Regions from separate parts of the Homo sapiens genome. Here region 2 is linked to region 1. A link is a loop called in an ENCODE intact Hi-C map of the cell type or tissue named here. Cell type or tissue: endothelial cell of umbilical vein. All regions are shown on one strand. Links, peaks and the distances in the headings refer to the core of each region. The heading gives the core; the rest is flanking DNA. Region 1 overlaps TTLL11 (tubulin tyrosine ligase like 11). Region 2 overlaps TTLL11 (tubulin tyrosine ligase like 11).

Evidence for each region. A loop is a pair of places that touch in the nucleus more often than their neighbours do. Peaks named below come from ENCODE experiments on the same cell type or tissue, not always from the same donor. Only the 100,000 strongest peaks of a DNase experiment are listed, where the experiment ranks them.
Region 2: it touches region 1 in a loop (3-fold over the local background); 4 of 110 quality-filtered maps call a loop at or near these places.

What each region holds. Positions count from the first base shown.
Region 1 is chr9:121,898,110-121,906,444 of GRCh38, reverse strand. The region is part of intron 6 of TTLL11 (tubulin tyrosine ligase like 11); the gene reads left to right. Among named protein-coding and RNA genes, the nearest start is that of TTLL11, 190 kb to the left of the region's middle. In endothelial cell of umbilical vein, for the core only: no CTCF peak of the experiment used is centred there; DNase peaks (open chromatin) are centred at 234 and 3,494; H3K27ac peaks cover 1,386 bases.
Region 2 is chr9:121,959,599-121,967,933 of GRCh38, reverse strand. The region is part of intron 6 of TTLL11 (tubulin tyrosine ligase like 11); the gene reads left to right. Among named protein-coding and RNA genes, the nearest start is that of TTLL11, 130 kb to the left of the region's middle. In endothelial cell of umbilical vein, for the core only: no CTCF peak of the experiment used is centred there; a DNase peak (open chromatin) is centred at 4,073; H3K4me3 peaks cover 301 bases; H3K27ac peaks cover 2,239 bases.

The DNA.
Region 1 (8,335 bases), core at 45-8,044:
TGAGGCACTGGTGATGAGCAGGGCAGAGAAGGAAGAGTGATTGATTCTGCCTGGAGGGATCAGGGGAGGGTTCATGGAGAAGACAGATTTTTTTTTTTTTAAAAATTATTACATAAATGGATCTGAGCAGCTGACATCCCAAGTTCCCATGCTACTCAAGAAACTCAGAAATAGAGTTCACTGTTTCCAATTCTGGCTGTTTAGGCTGCTGACTCAGATTCAGATTCATAGCTTTGAGGAGAAGAGTCTAAAAAATAATTAGAGATACAAATCTTCATGACAATTTCCTGTTATTAGGAAAGTGATTGCAGGTCATTTGAAAATATTGCCTAATCTCATTACTTCCAGTTTCCCATACTCCTGTGTGAAATATTTTTAAGCCCATATTTGTGTTGAAATTAATAGAAAAAGTATCACCCTATTTTATTGTGATCTCAGTAGTTAACTTCATGGCAAACAAAAGATTATAGATGAAAAATCTTTGAATTGGTGACTATGAATTTATTCTTTAACAACTCACAAAGTCATAGACTAAAGCCAGATTGTATATCAAGGGCCTTAAAATGTTCACACTTGTTGACTTAGAAATTTCACTTCTAGGAATTTGCACCAAAGACATAATCCAAAATTATGAGAAAGATTTTTTTGCACAAATAGGTTCATCCAAGCAGTGACAAATTAGAAACAATGTAAATATGGGTTAGCTTGAGGGATTGTCATTCTGTCATTAAAGATGATGTCTATAGGTAAACTTGGTGATATGGCAAAAATGCTTATAATAAAATGTTAAATGGCTGGGTGCAGTGGCTCATGCCTGTAATCCTAGCACTTTGGGAGGCTGAGACAGGCAGATTGTCTGAGCTCAGGAGTTCAAGGCCAGCCTGGGCAACATGGTGAAACCTCGTCTCTACTAAAAATACAAAAAATTAGCCAGGCTTGATGATGTGTGCCTGTAATCCCAGCTACTCAGGAGGCTGAGGCATGAGAATAGCTTGAACCCTGGAGATGGAGGTTGCAGTGAGCCGAGTTCGTGCCATCTCACTCCAGCCTGGGTGACGAAGCAAGACTCTGTCTCAAAAAAAAAAAAAAAGTTAAATGTAAAATCAGGTTTTAAAATTGTATGTATAGTGTGACTTCAGCTATGTGAAAATATTATGTGCATCCAAGAGGAGTGGAAAGGGATTTATCAAAATACTAAAAGTGATAATTTCTGGATAGTGAGATTACATATGAGAGTTTTGTTCTCTTGCCTATATAGTTCTATATTTTTCATTTTCATGTCTTCTACAGAGAGATATAATATTACAATATTAGAACCAGTGATATTACAGAGAACCCCCGCAACTTGGATCACCACTAGTGAGCAATGTACAGCATAGGCCAGCACGTTCTGAGGGCCTGGGGAACAATCCAGAAAGTTAGCTGAGCTTTTCAAAGTGAAAGAACATGACAAAACAAACTTGGATTTGTTTGTGTCCATATCTGTGGGTCCAAAATGGCAAAAGGAGCATCGACGTCCATACATGAGTCAATACTGGCAACTAGACGCTGGTGGCCTCATGGTTTCATGAGCTCAGGTTATTCACGGCTGGACCCAGATAGCACGAAGGTTATCTGTGGGGACTAACACCTGTTGCCTTGGTAGAAAAAGGAAACAAGGGCATGGCAGGGGCCAGTCAAACGGGCAGGGATCCTGGTCAGGTTGTCTCCCTTGTGGAAAACAAGGTACCGACCAGGAACAAGGGCAGAAGCCCAGTTGGAAGAAATTGACCTGGCTCCATGAGGATGGGGTCGGTAGCTACTAGAGCCTGAGGTTTCTCTTATGTGTGAGGATTCCAGACTTAAATCAGAAGGAACACCACCAGGGCAAAGGCGATTGTTGGGCCTGGACTGGCTCAAGGCTCCAACAGGGCTGAATCCGCTGGTGTGGCTCCAGATGGGCCACACATTAAACATGTAGGAATGTATTGGGCTGGGCGTGGTGGCTCACGCCTGTAATCCCAGCACTTTTGGAGGCCGAGGCGGGCAGATCACGAGGTCAAGAGATTGACACCATACTGGCTAATACGGTGAAACCCTGTCTCTACTAAAAATACAAAAATTAGCTGGGCGTGGTGGTGCGTGCCTATAGTCCTAGCTACTCAGGAGGCTGAGGCAGGAGAATGGCTTGAACCCGGGAGGCGGAGGTTGCAGTGAGCCAAGATCGTGCCACTGCATGCCAGCCTGGCGATAGAGCGAGACTCCGTCTCAAAAAAAAAAAAAAAAGAATGTATCAAAGCCACACAGTTGCAGATGTCCCTTGGATGATCATTATGAAATGTGGAAATAGTTTTAGTTGTTAGTATTTTCTCCAAATGCTGTTCCCCCAAGAGAACTCTGTCATGAATATGGGAATTAACGCGGTTTATGTTTCATGGACAGGCTTAGCCCGGGCATGAAGCTGAGTTGGCTTGTATATTTAACCCACGTTGTATTTGGTATCCCTGAGCTGAGCTGGAAAACCCTGCAAACTCCCAGCTATAAAATAACAAGATAAATGTCACTCCATTCAAAGCACAGAAGAAAAGATACACCTCAATATTTTCTTTCAATACTTTACATTTACCTAATCCTTTTAATTGTACCATCCGATTTGCTTTTACTGACAGATTCACGAAGTATAGACGTGGCAGAACCAGAGAGGTTGGTGACTGCCTTATACCAGCCACTGGGCGCCTATGGGATATCTGTGTGTGTAAAATGAGTGTTTAAAACATTTTATAAAAAATAATGTGCATAAAAATAAATACATGTAATCTCATATTCATACGTTACATGTATATATTTATATAAAATCTCACCTAATCTTCACAACAACCTTACAAGGGAGGTATTACCTTCATTTTAAGGATAAGAAAACAGAAGATCTGAAGAGTTAAGTGAACTTGCCCAAGTCACACAGCATCTCAGTGACAGAGTTGGGATGTGAACCCAGTTTTGAGTTTAAAACAGGTGCTGCTTTTACCAGTGCCATCCAGCTTTGCCATACATATGATAGGTACTTTTCAGCCAAGCCCTGGGGACTGCCAAAGATTTAGCTAAGTGTTCTTCCCATGCCCTCAGAATTTCTGTGTTCTAAAAAACCCAAGAGCAAAAAGCAGTACGGCAGGATGGAAAGAGTGGGACTCGGGCTCCAATCCTGACTCTCCTATTTGTTGTGATGCTGGGCAAGCTCCTCTCTTTAATCTTTAGTTTTTCTGTCTGTAAAATAGGGAGCCTGTTGCATTGCAGGCGTGGTATGAGGATTAGAGGATCTATGTGAAATACAGTGCAGTTTCAGGTACATTGCAGGCCTCTGAGAGTTGGCCCATTGTGACTATTACCTTTGGACCGAGGCCATCAGAGAATGTGTCTGAACTTCTGGATAAGGAAATGTGGTTACAGTAGTCATAGGAAAGCCCCCAAGCAGCTGGGCTCATTTGAGATAAGAGTCCCAGGGGTAGATGATATAGTCTATAGTGTAGAACCTGCAGATATCCCCCATCTGATAACCTGTGACTCTGTGAGAGAGAGAAAATGCTTGCTGAATGTCAGAGCAGAAAAGGCTCTAGAGTTTCCCAACACGTGTTACAATGACGAACTAGAAGTCCACAGAGAATGGCATGGCTGACCATTCCTGTGGCCACTGACCATTCCTGTGGCCCTGGGTCTGCTGTTTAACTCCCATCTGCGTCAGAAAAGAAGCATCTGGACTCCACTAAAAACACATAAATGGAGGGCTTGCTGATGACTTACTCAAACTCAGTACAGGCACGAAAAAGGAGAGTGAGATAAACCCGTCAACATCCCATTAAGGACCTTTAAAAAAAAAAACAACTCGGTAGAAACTCCAGGCTAAACAGATCAAGCATAAACCCAGCTGCACACAATTAAAGACACACTAAGCCTAAAGTGGGACACAGGGAATTGAAACAGTCTGTGAGAAACATCTTTTTCTCCAAGGTTCCTAACTACTCTGGTTTAGCTAATGCTTAGAGGGAAATGCCTCGCACAGAACAATGGAAAAAGTAAGAACTCAGGAGTCAGGCAGACTTTTATTCAAAACCACCTCCATCATGGCACACCTGTGCACTCTGGTAACTTAAAAGGATGTTCTTAAAGAATAGTGAAGTCCAGGAAAATATGTTCATCATAGTTTGGGTGGAGGAAAAAGCTTTCAAAATAACAAATACGGAGGATCTATTTTATATAGATAAGGAAGGATAGGCACCAAAGTGTTCACTGGTTGCTTCTGGGCTGTAGGATGAGAAATGGTTTTTATTTTCATCTTGATTGCCCATGGTTTTATTTTTTCTTTATAGAGGATATATATTATTTTTATAAAGAGAGAAAAGCAATGAAAGTAATTTTTGTGTGATCACACAATAGATCTTCTGTGTCTAACAATATTACAGATTAGATATCTGAAGAAACTCCCCAGTACATGCTGGCTAAAAAATAAATAAATAAAAAATAAAAAATTTAATGTAGGAATGTGCTGGCAGGAAAGTACAAAAAAATTATCAGAAGCCAGAAGCAATGAGAAAACACAAAGTAATGAGGAAACACAGCTTCAGAGGGAGTGAACAGGTGTTGAAACTGGGGTTTCCGTGCAAGCATCTGACAATCCCTTGTGGCCTAGACCTTGGGGCCACATGGAGACAAGAAACAAAGTCTAGAGACCCAACAATGAGGGAAATTAGATTGGAAACTCCCACATAAAACCAGGACCACTGAAAGATCACATTCTCAGCGAGTGAACCAGGAAAAACCCATCCCGCAGGGCAATATAGGGATACTTACCAGTGTTGGCCTTGGTTCTCGGGGGAGGGAAAGACAGTGTCTTCTTTAAGAGCCATAAGCCCAATCTCACAAGAGTTTGGAGTTGGAATTCACATTATCTGTGTGACTTGAAAAACAGAATACTTATAATTTAGTTCAAAGCTGTTCTAAGTTGTTGGTGTTCCCAGACACATGACAGAAGCAAACACAGTTCTTCTCTGACAAAATGAACTTTAAGCCTGGAACACTAAGAATTCCTACCAATGAAGATCCAAAGGGTAGTCTTAGCCAGAGCAATCAGGCAAGAAAAAAAAGTAAAAGGCATCCAAATAGGCAAAGAAGAAGTCAAACTATTTCTCTCCACCGATGATGTGATTCTATACCTAGAAAACCCTAAAGACTCTGCTAAAAGGCTACTAAGAACTGATAAACAATTTTAGTAAAGTTTCAGGATACTAAATCAGTATACAAAAATCAGTAGTATTTTCTATACACCAATAATATCCTGGCTGAGAGTCAAATCAAGAGCACAATCCCATTTACAGTAGCCACAAAGAGGTTGAAATACCAGGCAGGGTGTGGTGGCTCACTCCTGTAATCCCAGCACTTTGGGAGGCTAAGGTGGGAGGATCTCTTGAGTCCAGGAGTTCAAGACCAGCCTGGGCAACATGGTGAGACCCCATCTCTATACACCTGTAGTCTCAGCTACTCAGGAGGCTGAGGCGGGAGGACCACTTGAGTCCAGGAGGTTGAGGCTGCAGTGAGCCGTGATAGTACCACTGCACTCCAGTCTGGGCAACAGAGTGAGACCCTATCTCAAAAATAAATAAGCAAATAAAAATAAAATAGGAACTCAGTGGGTTTAATGGCAGATTAGACTCACTTAAAAATAAATTAGAGACCTGATAAACAACTGAAAGATACATTTGAAGAAATTAGTCAGAATTTAGCACAAACAAATAATGAGATGGGAAACACAATGGAAGAATTTTAAGAATGTAGGATAGAATAAGAAGGTCATACATCCAATGGGAGTTCCAGAAGGAGATAATAGAAAGAAGGTAGAGAGTTGATATTCAAAGACGTTAAGGCTGAGAATTTTCCAATGAGAATAGAAACGAAAGACATCAATGATCTTTGACAGGAAGCCCACTGAATTTCAAGCAAAATAAAAAGAAATCCACGGGTAGATATACTGTGAAACTGCTAAATAACAAAGACAAAGAAAAGATCATAAAAGCTACCAGAGATACAAGGCAGATTATGTGCTAACACACAGTGGTAATTAAGACTGACAGCTGACTTCGCAACAGTAACAATGCAATTCACAAGTCAGTGAAATCTGTTTGAGTGCTCAGAGAAAATAACTGAAAACTTAGAATTATGTACTCTATGAACCTGTCTTTCAAGAGAAGAGGCAAAATAAAGACGCTTGAGAACTAGGAGCAACAGACCCTCACTAAAGGCAAGATGCTCTAGTTAAATGCTAAATTTAGGTCCAGAGGCCATTGGGACTATTAGGAGACACCCTTGTGTGATGTGGAGAGTGTAATAAACACAGGCATTAGAGAGGCTGTCCTGGTTTCAAATCTCACTTACTAGGCATAAGTACTTTTTGAGCCATTCTTGTCACTCATTGGCTACTGTTTCTTCCTCCATAAAGTGGGGGAAATAGTGTCTACTGCATAGGGTTATTGACAGAGTTAAATAAGATACAATGTAAAACTCCTAAGAGACATTTGGAAGGGTAATTTTTAAATTTAGTCATTCAACATGTGTTTACCAAGCATGTGATATGCACGTGGCACTGTCTTTAGTCACTGGGAATGTAGCAGAGAATGAAACAGACAAAAACCCAAATGTCATGGAGCTTACGTTCTAGTGGTGGTGGGATAGAAGAAGGGAGAAAATGGAGGAAAAAATTAATTAAAATATAGGGTGGGCCTGGCAAGGTATCTCATGCTTGTAATCTCAGCACTTTGGGAGACTGAGGCAGGAGGATTGCTTGAGGCCAGGAGTTCAAGACCAGCCTGGGCAACATAGCAAGACCCTGTCTCTACAAAAAATAAAAATAAATTAGCTGGGCATGGTGGTGCACCTGTAGTCCCAACCACTTGGGAGGCTGAGGCAGGAGGATCTTTTGAGCCCAGGCATTCAAGGCCGCAGTGAGCTTTAATTGTGCCACTGCACTCCAGCTTGGGTGAAAGACTGAGACTCTGTCTCTAAATGTGTGTGTGTGTGTATATATATATATATATATATATATGTATATATATATACACACACACATACACACACACACAGAGTGAATTAATAGGTGATAAGTATTAAGACAGAAAAAATAAAGCAGAGAAGTGCATAAAGAGTGTTTAGGGCAGGGCTTATTGAGAAGGCGGTGTTGAGTAAACACGCAGAGGATAGAGGGAGCAAGCTGAGGGAGGAAGAGCTCTCCAGGCAGGGCAGCCATCAAGTGCAGAGGCCTTGAGACGGAGTTGTGCCTGGCAAGTTCAAGGAGCTGCAAGGTGGCCAGCAGAGCTGGAGCAGAGGGGCCCAGGGAGGAGGTGATGTAAGCAGCTCATTGACACAGCATGGCCCCTGACAGGGGCTCAGGTCTGATGAGCACAGGGGCTGATGGAGCAGGAGAGGGCCCCTCTGCAATGCCAAGATTTCCCGAGTTATCAGGAGCCAGGCAAAGAAGAAGGGCACCCAGCAACAGAAGCAGGCATGAGGACAAGGAGAGGGTGCTTATGGCTCCTTCCCTGCCCAGCAGCTGGCCAGACATGCATCTCACCACATTCCTCAGCTGCACACGTGGATGTGTTGCGTGAAGTCTAAACCATGTATGTGGCTGTAGTCTTAGCCACTCAGGAGGCTGAGGCAAGAGGATCGCTTGATCCCAGAGGTTTGAGGCTGCAGTGAGTGGTGATCATGCTGCTGCACTGATGGAGATGGCCAGAATGACCTGCTCCCATTAAGTGCCATGCCCAGGGAGCCCACCGTGCCTGGCCCATCGGTGGACACACGGCCATCAAGCACTTGACCTTGGGTTGCTCTGTGGTGGGAGCGTTAGGACCCTGCATTGCCAGAGCCCCCACACTGGCAGCCATTTTGCCTTCCAGGCCTGGCCCTGCCCCACCCTCTCAGGCCTGTCATTCCCTTGGGCCTATGGTTTCCTGTCCTGGCTCCCTGTTCCACTTCAGCCACCTCTGCTATCCCTATTGCAGCCAGTGGGGTTACCCCATCTGCCTGAAGCCCCCACATCCCCTTTTCAGGGCCAAAGAGGCAGCAGCAGTGCCTCCTGGCCCCTCACTTGAGAACAGGGCTCCCCAGCCTCCTTTTTCCCAAGCACCGTCTCTCCCTTTCTAGCGTCCCAGCTTTTCTCTCTGTGGGGGTGGGGGTGGTGACAGCAGGTTTTAAGAATGGAAGAATGGAGCCGGACATGGTGGCTCATGCCTGTAATCCCAGCACTTTGGCAGGCTGAGGCAGGTCACTTGAGGTCAGGAGCTCAAGACCAGCCTGGCCAACATGGTGAAAC
Region 2 (8,335 bases), core at 107-8,106, 61 kb before region 1:
GGATATTTCATCTGAATAGAATCATACCCTATGCAGTCTTTTGTGATTGGCTTCTTTCACTTAGTATAATATTTTCGAAGTTCACCCTTGTTGTGGCTTGTGTCAGTACTTCATTCCTTTTTACAGCTGAATAATATTCCAAGAGATGGATAGACCACATTTAGTATTCATTTGTCAGTTGATGGACATTTGGGTGGATGCCGTCTCTTTTTCAACCAGAGGGATGCTACAAGGATCTATTTCATATGTTGGCATTCTACATTAGATTTCCTTTGAAGCGAGGGGATCTTTTTTGCTACGAGAAGTTTTTAGAACTCCTGTTTTTATCCAGACTCCTCATTTATTGCTAAAAGCCCAGACCTTAGAACTCATCATGCTGGTCAGTTCCCTGGTTCAAGAACCTCCCTCTGAGGCTGGGCGCGGTGGCTCACGCCTGTAATCCCAGAACCTTGGGAGGCCGAAGCGGGTGGATCACAAGGTCAGCAGTTCGAGACCAGCCTGGCCAACATGGTGAAACCCCATCTTTACTAAAAATACAAAAATTAGCTGGGCCTGGTGGTGGGCACCTGTAATCCCAGCTACTCGGGAGGCTGAGGCAAGAGAATCGCTTGAACCCGGGAGGCGGAGGTTGCAATGAGCCAAGATGGAGCCACTGCACTCCAGCCTGGGCGACAGAGCAAGACTCCTCTCAAAAAAAAAAAAAAAAAAAAAAAAAAAAAAAAATCTCCCGCTGAAGCATCACTGACAGAGGAGCGGCCTGTGTCCTGGCAAGACAATAGACTTGGTATCAGCCAGGCCTGGGATAATGTTCTCAATCTCTGATCATGGCACCCTGGGCTTGGTGGTAAAGTCACTTTGGCCTAATCATGTCTGTAAAATGGAAATCCAGGTACCTCCTTGGCTGGATTGTCATGGTCATGATATGAAATGACACGTGTGAGAAAGGCCCATGGAATCTGAGAGCATTAGACAACAGCTAGTTCTTAGGGTCACCAAGTGGTCAATCAGGCTTTCCTTTAAAATCATGCTCATGGTGACAAATAAGTCACCAGCTGTTGAGGCAAGCTGTTTGAGTTGTGGACATAATGGTTCTGCCCCACTGAATCATACATGGGGAAGCTATGCTGGAGGGAGGTAAGAAACTTGCCCCAAGTCCCAAAGCTAGTAAGAGATAGACTGGAACCTGGGTCCTGGGCCTGACTCCTACACCAATGTTTGCCTGGCCATGAGGCTGTGTTGGTCTCCAGTTTCCATTTCACATTCAAAGCTTAACTTTGAAGGTATGGGAAAAAAATAAGAATAATCAACGGAAAATTTCCTCTTTCACTCAAGGTATTAGGGCAGCCTAAGTCTTTCTTTTTAAAACTTCTGTCAGAGGCAGAAGTAAATAAATTGCAATCTCAATTATTTTTAAAGCAAGATGCTTGTTCCATCAATTGATTAATTTTGGGCTCGAGGGGACCCATTTTACTAGTATTGGGCTCCTTCTCCTGAACATAGATATTTCAGGGAACTGGACTCCTTTCTCAAGAATCATAGCCATTCAGGACCCCAGTGTAATATAAATGAAGACAGAGACAGGCTTGGAGAAATCGGAGGGGGTTTTATTGATATCATGATGCCACGCAATGCCTGGGAGCTGGGTTATGGACTGCTTTCCTCTTATTCAGAGGTATATATTTGGAACATGACTTATATATGGCCCAGAAGCCCCTTTTTCCATGTAACATTTCACAATCCTCTCCCCATTTCATTACTTCCTATCACCCTAACAACCAGGTTTGCTGTAAAGAGAGGAGTCAGCCTGCCAAGCAGCTGTGGTCCTAATTCGGAAGTGTTTGTCCACTAAAGGTTTTATTGGGCACTCAGGCTTTACTTCTTACCTTGTCTCCAAGCACATCTCTTGGGCCCTGTGCCATGTTTGGTGCCAATAGATGAATCCCCAAATCCGGTAGATTCTATGTAGAATCTAGAATAAAGTTGAAACATTCTCAGAGAACAGAAAACAAGGAATCTCCCAGTGGACTCTGTTTTGTGGCTGGGCCTTGTCGTACAACCAAGGAATGTAGCTTTGTCCAATCCTGGAGAAGATTAGAGAAATATTAATCAGAAATTCTCCAGACCCAGAACCCTGCCCCTTAAATTGGTGGCACCTCTTATTGAAGTCCCCTCAAAAATAACGAAGAGGAGTTCTTAACTATCTAAACTAAGCATGCTGTCGTAAGCACAGAACATGATCTTTCTGACTGGAGAATAGATTCTTCCTGAAGAATCATCCGCTATCCTGCTGAATGGCCCATTCATGTGTGCACTGCTGACCTCCAGTTGAAATTCTGGGCTCAATTGATTCCTGAGGTGATATGGTTTGGCTCTGTGTCCCTACCCAAATCTCATCTCGGATTGTAATCCCCACAAGACCTGGTGGGAGGGGATTGGATCATGGGGGCAGTTTCCCCCATGCTGTTCTCGTGATAACGAGTGAATTCTCATGAGATGTGATGGTTTAAAACTGTGTGGCAGCTCCCGCTTCTCTCTCTTTCCTGCCACCTTGTGAAGAAGGTCCTTGCTTCCCCTTTGCCTTCCGCCATGATTGTAAGTTTCCTGAGGCCTCCCAGTCATGCTTGCTGTTAAGCCTGCAGAACTCTAAGTCAGTTAAACCTCTTCATCATAAATTACCCAGTCTCAAGTAGTTCTTTATAGCAGTGTGAAAACAGACTAATACATGAGAGTTCAATCAGGAACCCTGACCCTGCAGACCAGCACACATTGACCCCAAGCACCTTTGAAGATTTTACATAAATAAAAAAGTCTGGGTCACAGAGAAATGAATATTTGCATACTTATTTGAATTTCATTTGTACCATGTGTGGATTAGAGAAACAGATATTTATTTATCTCGAGTGTTTATTGAGCACTTACTGTGTGTCAGGGGAAGACTGCAGAAGTGAATTAGATCGCCAGCCAGTAGGGGTGGCAAGACCCACGCATCAATATCTGTAAGGTGGAATGTGCTAAGTACTGCAAGCATAAAGACAAATTGCCAAGAGAGGCAGGTGTGGGGAGAGGTTATTTCCTGATGGGAAGAACTTTTAAAAACTGACAAGGAGGTGGCACTTGACCTGAGGTTTAAAGCGTGAGTAGGATTTGAAATATGAAAATGAGGGGAAGGAGGTCCCTAGTGAAGAAAACAAAGGCACAAGGCTCTGTTGGGGGAGCCTCGAGGAGTTCAGGTAGGCAGGAGGGATGGGTGCATGGAGTGTATTAGGAGAGAGGAAGGTGGGAGCTAGATGGAAACCCAAAGCCGGAGGTTTATGGCCTTGAATGTCAAGAAATTTGAGGCCAGGCACGGTGGCTCACACCTGTAATCCCAGCACTTTGGGATGCCTAGGCGGTGGATCACATGAAGTCAGAAGTTCAAGACCAGCCTGGCCAACTTGGTAAAACCCCATCTCTACTAAAAATATAAAAATTAGCCAGGCATGGTGGCACATCCCTGTAATCCCAGCTACTCAGGAGGCTAAGGCAGGAGAATCGCTTGAACCCAGGAGTCAGAGGTTGCAGTGAGCTGAGATCACACCATTGCTCTCCAGCCTAGGCAACAGAGGGAGACTCAGTCTCCAAAAAACAAAAAACAAAAAACAAAAAAAAGGAAAAGAAATTTGAGCTTGTTTTTGTGTGTGATTTTTTTTCCTCTCCTCTAATGAATGTGTCACAGTCTTTATTCTTAGTCCCTGGCACAGTATTCGAAACCTTTTTTTTTTTTCCAACTTTTATTTCAGGGTCGGGGGTCCATGAGCAGGTTTGTTATGGAGTTGTTTTTCTATCTGGAATGCATGAAGTCTTGAAAGGTATCTGTGATTTTGTGTATATGTGTATTTTTTTTCTGGAGCAAAAGCCAGAAATTTCATCATATTTTCAAAAAGTGAAGAACCGAACTGTCATCCTATTATCGTTGGAGGCTATAAAAAGCCACAACTTGTCTGAGGTTCCTGACTTCAAGATACATTGCGTTCCCCATACCTTGAAAGGTCTCAGGTTTCAGATGATAGCAAATGAGAAAAATGTGCATACATTTTCAAGTGTGAGCAGGAAGGAGATGACTAATGATAAGTGCATTATTTTATGTGCAAGAAGTAAAACCAGACAACTCTCTTCCGTTGAAAACGTTTAAGCATTAAGTCAGAAGTAATCAGCAAAAGCCTTATTTGTGGGAAGTCTGTTGAGAGGGAACCATTTCCAAGATGTATGGGGAAGAATTTCCTGAGCTGATGTGAGAGTGTCATTCCACAGGGCCATCAGACAGGAGCCGAGCCCCTCTGCCGGCAGGTAGGCATGCTCTCCCTCTTGCCGTGGGTGGAGTAGATGGGAAACTAGATGAGCATATGGCCAGTCAGTCACCATTACGGGGAAATGGCAGTGCTGAATTCTTTGTGGGCCCTTCCAAAGTTATTCCAGGTAGTGATGAGGTAGCAAATGTGTTTGGAAATTTCCTTAGGAGTTGCACCAGTGAACCTTAAATGTTCGTGTGCTTTTAGAATCAGCAGTTGTTAGCCCAGAACACAGCACATGCTGGGCTTAGGAGACCAAGGTTTTAGTATCAGCTCCACCTTGGTCTCAGAAAAGTCACTTAGACTTTCTGGAGTTCAGTTTCTTCATTAGAAAAAAAGGGGAATAATAGTTTCTGCTCTGCCTGGTTCACAGGGGAGTGTTTCTTGGGTGCTGACCGTGTATAGCATGGTAGTAAATGTTCACATATAGTCCCAGCTAGTCCTCACGTAGGATCTGCAGTAGGGGCTATGACTACCTCTATTTTATAGATGAGGACATCGAGGCTTGGAGAGGTTGAGTGGCATGGCCAAGTCCACCTGCTTATGAGAGACAGACTGAGATTTAAAGCCAGGTCTGTCTAGCTCTCGCCCTGCAAGAGAACAGACGTGCAGATATTTAGCACATGAAAGAGATGGGTGCCTGCAAGGCGTTAGCATTCCCTGGTTGGGTTCATGCCTATCCAAGGCCTGTTCTCTGTCTGTAAACTTTGGGGCAGGGTCTCATGTCTCTATCTCCAGGGCCAAGCGCAGAACCCAAGCAGGTGCTTATGGGTAAGGAAGGTCTATGGTCAGTGAGGCGGTGACTTTATTTTCAATAATGTTCACAACCAGAATGAATATAAAGTAAGCCAATGTACAAAGAAGAGTGACTTAAAGCAGGATCTCACATGAGACAAGAGAGAGTCCAAGACAGAAAATTCCCCATTTGCAGTTATGTGTTCCAGACTGGAGAACAGGCTGAAGTTTCATAAGAAGACCTGGTGAGCCAAGGACTAGATTGAGTCATATGAAATCACTGATAGTAGACAACTTCTGGAATACAAGAATGGCAATGTCATATGGTTTAACCTAATAGTTGGCTGGGAATGGTCAAGACAAGCTTCTTGAAGAACATAAAGAAGGTGGGGCTTGCACTAGCTTGGGCTTGGATAAGTAAGAATATATAAGTAGGCTTGGGAGAGGAAGTATGGAGGCAGGAAGCAGGTGACAGGGTTGGGTGGAGCTGGGGAGGCACAAGTGGTGGGTCAGGACCACCCATCATAGTTCCAAAGGGGCGTTTTGGGGTGGAGAAGACAGATGCTGCTTCCCTGCTGCCCATTTCGTATTAAAATGTTTTCCTCATTATGAAAGTAATGTGTGCTTATTGTGGAAAAATTGGGAAGTACTGAAAAGTGCATAGCATGACATCTCCCTCAAAGTCAGCCACCCAGAGCTAACCTGATTAACTTTTTACTTAATAAAAATAGTATAATCTTCTCCTGTCATTTATAGTTGAAGCCATACTGTCTGTGTAATTTTGGTATGCTGTTTTTATTTTTCTCCTTTTTTATGGGATGGAGTCTCACTCTGTTGCCCAAGCTGGAGTGCAGTGGCACGATCTCAGCTCACTGCAACCTCTGCCTCCCAGGTTCAAGTGGTTCTCCTGCCTCAGCCTCCCGAGTAGCTGGTATCACAGGCACCCACCACCACGCCTGGCTAATTTTTGTATTTTTAGTAGAGACGGGGTTTCACCATGTTGGCCAGGCTGGTCTTGAACTCCTGACCTCAGGCAATTCACCCGCCTCAGCCTCCCAAAGTGCTGGGATTACAGGTGTGAGCCATGGCACCTGGCCTATTTTTCTCCCTTTTATAAGGCAGTTATTGCCCCTTTCTCATTTATAACTCTTCTTGAACATCATTTTCATCAATGACTGGACCAGAGTTTACCTCCCTATTGGAGAATGTTCAGTTTATTTCTAGCATCTATGCTTAAAGCTCTGTGTGCAATGAGAATGGTGTCGTAGGGTAGAGAGAGTCCCTGGGGCAGCAGGAATAGAGATGTACTCTGGTTTTCAATGTAGAGTAGAAGAGTGGAGTGGGTGAGGGTTGGGACCCTGGAGCGAGACTCTTGGGGGTAAATTTGGCTCTGGCATTTATCACCATAAATAGGGCAGAGATTCCCACTCTCCGTACTTTTTTTTTTCATCCATAAAAGGGAGTTTTCAGTTGGATGTTTTTAAACCTACAAAGCAGTGAGAAGTTCTTAATTTGGAGAGAAGGAATATGTTGCTTATTCCTAAGAAAGTATTTGACATGGAAAATATCCAATCTGAATGTAGTTAAATAAACTGAACAATATGTGTAAGCTGAAAGGGTTTCTTTTTTTTTCTTGAGGAAAAAAGTGTGGAGGAAGAGGTGGTAAAGTGGGAAGAGTGCTACAGCAGTGCCAGGTTCATCTTCGACCGTGAGGATGGACTTGATTTTCTTCTAATGATCTGTTAGATTATCAGAAATGGAAGATCAAAATGAAAGCCAGTTTCAGTCATCATTTGAAAACCCTTGGTTATCACACCAAGTGTTTGGCAGTGTTCTCTAGCTGCTTTCCTTCCTTTTCTTTTGAAGCAATTTCCATTTCTTCCTTCACTTTAAGCAGCTGAAGAGCCCTTTGCAACCCTCATCACAGAGGCTAATGAGAGAGGTGGGAGAGGGAGGAATTTGAGCGGTTCAGAGCAGGAGGATCCACCCCCAGGCTCATCCTCTCTGGGCGTGCATCTCATCAGTGAGAGTCAGCAGCCTTCTGTGTCTAGCTGTGGGGCTGGCTTTCCTGGATGTGCAATTCCTGTCTTGGGGGATGCCTTTATTTACTTAGAGAGGATCATTTTCTTCCCCCGGACTGCGCCATGCCTCTGCAGCACCGTAGACCGGTCCTGAGAAACTGCTAAGGTGTGAACGAATGCAAGTATGCATACGTGCATGAATGAGTGCTGAGGGCTTGCTACATGTAGGTTCTGTGCTAGAGGCTGGATCGGTGATGCCCGTAGCCTCTGTGAGGTGCAGGAGGCAGCAGAAGCACCAACAGCCAGGTGAGCCAGGCCTGGGCATGAGGAGATGTGGGTCAGGAAGGAGGCAGTGAGGGAGACCTAAGCCAAGGAAGCAAATCTTGGTGAGGGCTGCAAGGCAGGACAGGACATGGGGCTCTCAGAGCATGGACAGCTCCAGAACATTCATAGCTGTATTGACAAATTTATAAAAGCTCTAAGCTGGAATCAACCTAATGTCCACCAACAGAATAATGCACTCATTATGGTTATTCACTCACTGGAGTACTATACGTCAATGAAAATGCATGAATTATAGCTTCGTGCATGGATATTGAGGTACAGCAAAAGAAGCAAGTCATACAAGAACATCTACAGTACAGTTCAACGAAATAAAATTCAGAACAGGCAAAACTAAACTTTGTTTTATAGAAGTGTAACCCTAAGTAGTCAAATATGAAGAAAAGTGAGAAAAAAGATCAGAAGTTTAAGGTGGTTACTTCTGGGCAGGGATGGGCAGCGGGAGGTGTGATCTGAGAGGGTTACAGGTGGAGGCTGAGATGTGGCTATGTTCTATTTCTTAACCCAGGTGGTGGCTGTATAGGTTTTAGAATTATTCTTTAAATGTATGTATCTATGTTATACATGCTTGTATATGTGTGATATTTGAAAATTTTACAGAAAAAAATAAAGAAGTCCAATGTATAATACAGATCACAGTGAGCAAGCAGGGACGGTGTCAAGAGATGGGGCCAGAGCTGCAGGGCCTAATTAATGAGTCAAGTCAAGCATTTGGCTTTTCCTCCTAAAAGCAACAGACAGATTTTCAAAGCAGGCTGACACGATGAGGTTTATGTTTTAAAACCATCACTTTGGCTGCAGCATGAAAGCCAAGTTGGGGTGAGGCAAGGGTGGCTGTGGGACAGTTACGAGTTTTGGGGGATGTCGGTCATGTGGGTTAGGTGGCAGGAGTAGGGATGGAGAGAAATG